Regions from separate parts of the Mus musculus genome. Here region 1 is linked to region 2. The links are chromatin contacts, found by Hi-C or POLR2A ChIA-PET in ENCODE. All regions are on one chromosome and are shown on one strand. Each heading gives the region's core, a stretch centred on a gene start or an enhancer-like site at or near the end of the contact. The rest is flanking DNA. Distances are from core to core; before and after follow the strand shown. Region 1 has its middle 29 kb from the start of Gm24208. Region 2 overlaps Gm35208 (a long non-coding RNA gene).

The links. Hi-C counts contacts between places; a loop is a spot of excess contacts on that map. ChIA-PET counts read pairs that join two places held with the same protein, here RNA polymerase II (POLR2A).
Region 1: a loop to region 2 is called in a map of heart, with 2.3 times the contacts of the local background. The contact joins two enhancer-like sites. A Hi-C loop is called at or near these places in 1 of 37 maps with a recorded cell type or tissue (heart). POLR2A ChIA-PET finds 5 or more read pairs at or near these places in 1 of 5 experiments (embryonic stem cell).

What each region holds. Positions count from the first base shown.
Region 1 is chr12:13,208,679-13,212,376 of GRCm38, forward strand. No RefSeq gene overlaps it. Among named protein-coding and RNA genes, the nearest start is that of Gm24208, 29 kb to the left of the region's middle. Within about 2 kb of position 1,999, at least 1 of the 3 ENCODE cell types and tissues checked has a DNase peak (open chromatin) inside an H3K27ac peak, as active enhancers do.
Region 2 is chr12:12,992,000-12,995,869 of GRCm38, forward strand. Gm35208 (a long non-coding RNA gene) reads left to right here. Exons shown (of 4, transcript XR_381277.3): 2 at 1,298-1,499; 3 at 1,660-1,718; 4 at 1,829-2,350. Among named protein-coding and RNA genes, the nearest start is that of Gm35208, 6.6 kb to the left of the region's middle. Within about 2 kb of position 1,977, at least 1 of the 3 ENCODE cell types and tissues checked has a DNase peak (open chromatin) inside an H3K27ac peak, as active enhancers do.

The DNA.
Region 1 (3,698 bases), core at 749-3,248, 220 kb after region 2:
GGGTTTCATTGTCTGTCTTTCCATTCTCACCATTCTCATTATAAAATGAACCAAATCCACACTCAACATTTTGAGCAATGGATGGGAGCCAGATACTGAGGTAGCACACCCTAGGAGCCATTTTACAACTGATCAAATACAAATGCCTGTTCATCACTTTCTTGGGGGCAAAAGGTGGATATTTTTCTAACTTATAATATAGGAATTGGAGATTATTAATTTCAAAAAAAGAATGAAAGCTCCTTTTAACAACAAGCTGAAGACCTTCTCTGCACCCCATAACGGCAGGTGGGAAGGTTCTGGGGATCAGGGCCACTGCCCTGCGCCTTCCTGTCCAGAGCCCCAGGGGATCAAAAGGCGGAGAGAATGGGAGGCGATGCTTCTGCAGAAAGGCCCCTGGCTCTTGAAATGAATGACCAACTTCTTTAACAGACTTCTCCCTCCCGGCTCACATTCCCCATGGTTGGTGAGGCAGAAAATTCACAAGAACAAAGCTCTTGCCCTAAAAAGATCTTTTCAACTTAGGGTCAATTCCACATCTGAAGCTTCCCCGGGAACCACCTTTAAATTGAGACGAGGGGGAAAGCAGCTGTTGCCTTTGCGCCTGGGAGAACCACACACGAATGCGCACTAGTGTCTGCCTGCCCCACACACGCATTCTTCCTGGGAAATTCACACATGCAGAGGCCCAAGTAGCCTAAGGAGGCGGGGGAGTGCCCAGAGGACATGGGTGTCCAAATCCCTGGATTCCTTGTCCTACCATGGTGAGTTCAGGGTAACTTCTAGAAGCCTCCGCGTGATCTAGGCTCCCCTCACAACTCCTAATCAGCCAAGGAGATAATATGTGTGAAGACGAGGCCATCTTTCCTGGTCCTGGAACAGGTTACACTTCACGCCAGTTTGAGCATGTGGCAGCATCTGTCCCACTGAGTATTATCGGGGTTCCCTTCTCTTCCAGCCTCTCAGGATCCAGAGTTCATTAACATCAATATTGTTCACATTTTACTCACAGGGAATGGCAGAAATCTATGTTCTACATGGAGTTAGGACCTTGAACTCTGTTCCTAACCTATCACTCTGGGAGTCGGCGGGGGTGGGGGTGGGGAGAAGGCTGGGTCTGGGGGCTCCCTTTGATCAGATCCATCTGAGGAGGGGCCAGTCCTGGCTATAATAAGCAGTATCCATCGCCCTGGGAATCCAGACAGGGACAGGGCAGATGAGTTCCCACCCGGTGCCCAGGGCCAGGCCAAGGTGATCAAGTCTCTCTCCAGCCAGAAGCACCATCCCTCCGGCTCCAGGGTAATAAACTGAGTGTCAGGGCTGGAGCTGTAACCCGGTTCATTTCTGGGCCAAATCTCTGAAGCTGAGGGTTTATTTTTAAGGCCTAGCAGTTTGCTGTTTCCAGCTTCTCTCATCAGAAATTGTGCGATTCAGCTCGATCTGCATTGGAAGCATAATTTATCATTGTTCACAGATGGTGGCGAAGGATGGGGAGGAGTGTGCTTTTCATTTTAGTTCAGCAAACATTTCCGGAGCCTTTCTTGTGTGCCAGGCGCAGAGTAAAAGCACTAGGGATGTGCAAATGAGTGACAGGAGTTCCTGCTCCTTGAGCGCTTACAGGCTAAGCAGGGAGCAGGAGGTGCAGCCTGATCATCGACACCAACTCTGCCTCCCTCCAGAATCTTCCTTCTGACTTTCCCTATTGAAGTCACCTTGGGAAAATGAGCTCATCTCTTTCTAAACAGAGCTTTGCCAGCTTTGTCAATCTCTGTGAAACACGAATCTCTGGTTCCATCGATTTTCTTCTGTTGTTTCCATTTTTTGTTTATTAACATTTGCTCTAATCTTTGTTGTTTCCTTCCGCCTGCATGCTTTGGGATTTATTTTTTCTCTTTATTCCCCCTAGTTCCTTAAGATGGGAATTTAACATGAGATTCTCTTTTTATCTTGAATTTAAAAAATTATGTGTATGTACGAGTGCCTGCATGTATGTATGTGTACCATGTGTGTGCCTAGTGTCCTCTGAAGCCCAAAGGGGAGTCGGATCCCCTAGAACTGGAGTTATGAGTGGGTTCTGGGAACCACGTTCAGATCCTCTGCAAGAGCAGCAGGCACTCGCTCTGAAGCCCTGAGCCGTCTCCCTAGCTCCCCTCTTTCCCATTTAATACAACGATTCACAGCTATAAATTTCCCTCTAGCCACTGCTTTAGCTTCTTCCCCTAGCTGTCTTTACCATTTCTGTTTTCACCTTTCTCAGAGCAGTTTCTAATTTCTCTCAGGATTTCATCTTTGACATGGCAGCTCCATCTCTTCCTTGTGCTTGTTTACTGCTATGATGCTCTCTGTTGTTGACTTCCAAGTTCGGTCCAGTGTGTTTGGTGCCCGTGTAGCTCAAAGTCTTTTGAGCAGACTGAGGCATGTCTATGGACTACCATATCCTGGGGAATGCTCCCTGTGTCCTAGAGGGATATGTATTCTGTTGTTGGGGCCTCTAAAGATAGAGTCTTCTCAGCCTATATTCTGCTAGTTATAATTAAGTCTTTCCAGTTCTGGTTGAAAACCAGGTATTGAAGTATCCAACTAGTATTCTTGAATTTTTACCTTGTTACTTTAAACCACAGTTTCCTTAAAGGACAATAATTATTCCTGCTTTACAGAGGGGTAAAGAATTTAAAATACACTGGGTGGTGGTACGTACCTTTAATTCTAGCACTTGGGAGGTAGTGGCAAACAGATCTGTGAGTTCAAGGCCAGCCTGGTCTACAGAACAAGTTCTAGGATAGATAGAAATAGATAGACAGACAGAAGATGGGTGGGTGGTTGGTGGATGGAGAGAGAGAGAGAGAGAGAGAGAGAGAGAGAGAGAGAGAGAGAGAGAGAGAGAGACTGTGCACGGTGAGTACTGCTGCAGTGGCTCTGGATGATTGGCAGTGCACAGTGGTGGGGAGAAAGCTTTCCATCCAGTAGCTAGCTGGTTCTGGGTTACATCAACATACTTTCAGTCTGGAAAACACAACCCCCCTAAAGGAGACAGTCACGGCTCAGCCCTGTATGACTCTACAGCCTAATTTCCAAGATGTACATATCTCCCATCTTAAAAAAAAAATCACGAAACTTACAAGCTAACATATTCTAACCTGTCATCCGAACTCTGCTAGCTGGATCATCACAGAAGGGTCACGAAACTTGCCTACTCCTCTCTCATTCCTTTCTTTTCCCTGTTTAACAAATAAATGCTTACTAGCAGCCCTGGCCGGGCCATACTCTGCCCTGGGTCCAGAGTATGCTGAAGGTCGGCCTGCTTTAAATGCCCTTCTCTCTGCAGCAAGAGGTAGTATGTCTAAGCAGGTAAATAAAATGCAGGAAGCGTATACTTTGGGAGGGGAAGGAACAAAAGGTTTAGAGCACACATAAAGACAGAGGTGACCTGCCTAGTAGGGAGGAGATCGTGAAGGAGCAGGAAGAGTGGTTCCCAACAAAGCACTACCAAAAACTGACAAGACATGCAGTCCTCAACAGCAGCTTGAGTTTCATAACCCTTCCTGCCCCTGCCAGCCCTCTTAGGTGGGAGGGGGCCCGGGGAGGAGGAGGAGGAGGAAAACAAGAGGATGTTACACTAAGTGAGTCATCCAGCCTCAAATAACCGAGAGCTGCTAAAGCAGAAAGTTCTCAGCTTGGAAGTGTGCCAGCTTCAGTGC
Region 2 (3,870 bases), core at 727-3,226:
GTAGAGGCTGTCTTTTTGTCAATGCATATTTTTTATTTCTTTGTCAAAAATTGGGTGGTCATAGCTGTGTGGGTTTATTTCTGGGTCCTCTATTCTATCCCACTGGTCTCTGTCTATTTTTGTGCCGGTCTCATGCTATTTTTGTTACTGTAGCTGCATGTATGTGTGTGTATAGTAATACACTATTACAGTAGTTTAATTTGAGGTCAGGTATTGTGATTCCTCCTGCTGCACTGTTTGTGTTCAGGATGGGTCTGGCTGTTTAGAGTAGTTTTTTGCTTCTGGATGCATTTTAAGAACATTTCCATTTCTTCAGACAGAAGCTCCATACAACTGCCAACTCTTCTCCGATCCTAGCTCCTGGAAACCACTTGTCCACTTTTTGTTTCTAGGATTTAACTAGTCTAGGTGTCTTATCTGAGTGAAACTGTATAGCATTTGCCCTTTCGTCTCTTTCTTCTTTCCTTTAGCATGATGTTTTCAAGGTTAACTCATGTTACAACATCTACCTGAATTGTAATCCTTTCTAAGACTCAATAATATCTCACTGTCTATGTGCATAACCCATTTTGTTTACCTACCTGTCAAAAGATATTTGGGCTGTCTGTCACCTTTTCACTGGGATAAATAATGAATGCCCTGTCAGCATATAGACTTCTTCATATCTCAGATTTTAATTTGTTTGTGTGTATATACATACATTCACACACACACACACACACGGAAGTGAAATTTCTGGGTCATATGCTTGAACATTGACTCTCAAGTAAAGACTCTCTGTAGTGTGACCTGGGGTAGGGTGATCTGGGGTAGGTGCTCCTTTCTGTATGTCACTGGAAATGAAAACTTGAGTTAGGCATCACTTACAGGACAGGGATGGTATATTGGTATGAGAGATAAAGAAAAGAGTCCGTTGGCTATGCAACAGCTATTCACAAGTTAGAGTGGCTGAAAGATTTGTCCTGTTAAGGTGGCCTCTGAGGATTGCCTCTGGCCTGCGAGAGACCCTGGCATAGCTGCATTCCCTAGTATATAGTGTCCCCCCACCCTCCACTTCCTGCAAGCAGATTGTGTTCCTGGAAAGTTATGGTGAGTACTATTTTAGAGCTCATTATTCAAGGAACCCTGGGGTGGTTCCTTCTGGAAAAGCAAGGCTTTGTTGGTGGAGGAAATAGCAAGTTCTAAATGACTTGCCATAAATCTGAGCCTTGGTATACAAGCTCTGGCCTAGTGTGGGATGTCACGGTTGATAGGCTCCTCTCACTCTGCCCGTCCCTGTCACCTGGTGTTTATCCAGGTGTCACCAGGTACAAAACGGATCCTTTCCTTCAGAAGAGAAGCAGTGAGTTTTGTTGCAGCACATGGGCTTGGAAGACTTCCGATCCTGCCTTCCTGGTCATTCTCTGCTGTTATCTGAGTAACACTGACCAAGTGACTTATCCTCTTTGGGCCCTCACTTCCTCATCTGAAAAACATAGATGGCGTGCGGGAAGGATTGGGTAAGCTGACGCTGTTTAGCCCATGACAGAGAGACAATTAGCCTGCTCACATGAGGAGGCCTGGGAAGAATATACTCAGGAAACCTGGGATTTCTTGTTTCAGAATGGTTTTGATGAGGCTTTCAGACCAGCAAACATTGTTTTTTTTTCTTTTGAGCAGCAATGCCAGGATGAAAGATCTTTCCTATGGGTGGACAGCTTTCTGCAGGCCTCCCTAGTGTAAGTAAGGCTCCTGGCTGATTTGTCTGCCTTTCAAACCAAGCCTTTGTTTCACTGTCCTTACTGTGCGCTCTTGTCCTTTTGATCACTTGTTCTTTATAACAAAACAGGTGCCAAGTTCTACCAACAAGCAAGAGCCAAGACCACGGAAACTGTGACCAGCATAATACAAATTGTGTTTTCTGAGCACTGGATTAAAAAAGAACCTCTAAGATAAAAACTGGAAGTAGTTTTCTCAAGAGGGGACTGCTGCTGCCCCATGGAGTCAGGACAAAGCCCTGCCGTCTGTTTGGTGCATTGTGGAATCTCACATTGCTCACATTCCGCCAACCCTCGAGATAGGCAGCACTATGACCATTGTCCTCATTTAGGACCTGCAAAAACTGAGTTCCAATCAGTAAAGCCAGTTGCCCCAGGAAACGAGCTGATGGGTGGATGAGGCAGTATCTCCTCTGGCCACAGCAGGCCAGCAATCCTGAGCCACTCTGTAGGCCTGCAATGGAGGGAGGCTCTTATACTCTAACCATCAGTGTTAACAAACTGAGAGACCCTTTTATGGTCCCAGGCTTATAGCTGGTGTGTGTGTGTGTGTGTGTGTGTGTAGCCATGCAGATGGTTAGCTCATTAATAAATAATAGCCACCATTCTTGACATTTCCAGGGTCAGTTGTGCAACAACTGAAGATGGAATTCCTCAGTGCAGGAAATAGCCTGCACAACAAAGCACTCTTATCTCAGGGGAGGCAGCTGAGATTTCTTGGGCTCCTGCGCCTTCTCTGGCTTGGTTAGTTTTACCCTCAGGGACCCGTCCTCAGACAGGCGCCAGAGCCTCTAAGAGGGTAGGGCTCACAGACCAGCTGAACCCCAGCCTCGCCTGTACTCAACATTCCCAAACATCTGTGGAATGAAGGATGAACCAATTCTTGGCCTTGCCATTCCCATCTGTGAATCAGGACAATAATGGTGTGTGAATGTGTGCACTGTGACAACTGAAGGAGAGATCAGCCCAGCTGTCTAGGCACTTGGAACCAGCTATTAGGTGGTGTGGTGATGGCTTTGCCCATTGGCTAGCTGGGGAGAGGGAAGAGGGGTCTTTAGGTGTTAACCAAGAAGGCTTCAGTGAGCCCAAGATGATGCACTGAGGAAATTTTGTGCACTACCATCTACAGCAGGGGCTATAAAACTCCAGGTGGCAGGAGTCTTGGGGCAAAGTAGATTAGAAAGAGGTTCTGTCACACCTTTCTAAGCTGCCTCATGCTCACCTAGGCTCCTGGGAAGCTTGGTTCTGCTCTCTCAGGAATGAGGATGTGATGCCCCAGGACCTCCCGGGACTTTGTTTCTGTGATTCACAATCGGGAAAAATGAGTCTTTTCCGCCGTGGCCAGGATGACCTCCACGTCCAGTCTTTTTGGCAAGTATCTTTGCATGCACTGCAGCATGTGCTCATGTGTGTGTGTGTGTGTGTGTGTTTCTACCATGCTTCCAATCCTATTTCTCTGAGTGTCTGACTGTGGGGTTCATCTCCATGAACCACTATAGTGGGACTCCACCTGCCTGCTAGTTGATCAGGTCTCCCTTGTGGCCTGCCCTTTAGCCTGCCTGTCAGAAAGCTCTTCTGGTCTCTGGCTGAGGTCAGGGGCTGTCACGTGGCAGGGAGAAGAGTGGAGTGCTAACAACTGCCTGACAGCTGGTCACAGCTGGTGACAGCTAGGCTGGCTTGGGCGTGGGAAACACGATTCAGGCAGCAACAGCTGGGAAGAGGACCACACTCAGAAGACGAGCTGATGAGCCACCGTGCCGTGTGCAAAGGGCAAGACCCCACTCCTACCACCCTCTCTTGGACAGGGGCCAGCACAAGGGGTGGCTCAGAGCCTGCACTCCCAACGTTCTTCTCAGAGCCTGGTCAGAGACTGTTCTTTCCGGAGGTTCGAGGAACCTCTCCGGAGGTTCGAGGAACTCCTCCTTGCTCCTGCCCAAGCACGATGTGGGTTTCATTGATGGGTTCCTCGGGGTAGCAACACAAGGGGTGTGCACATCTTGGAGCGTGCTTACTTAGAAGCTGTGCATGTCGCCTTGCAGCAAAGGGGCTCCGAAAGGGGGAGGGGCCTATCAGAAGCAGTGAGAGCCGCCTGACTCAGATGTTGGCAACCAAA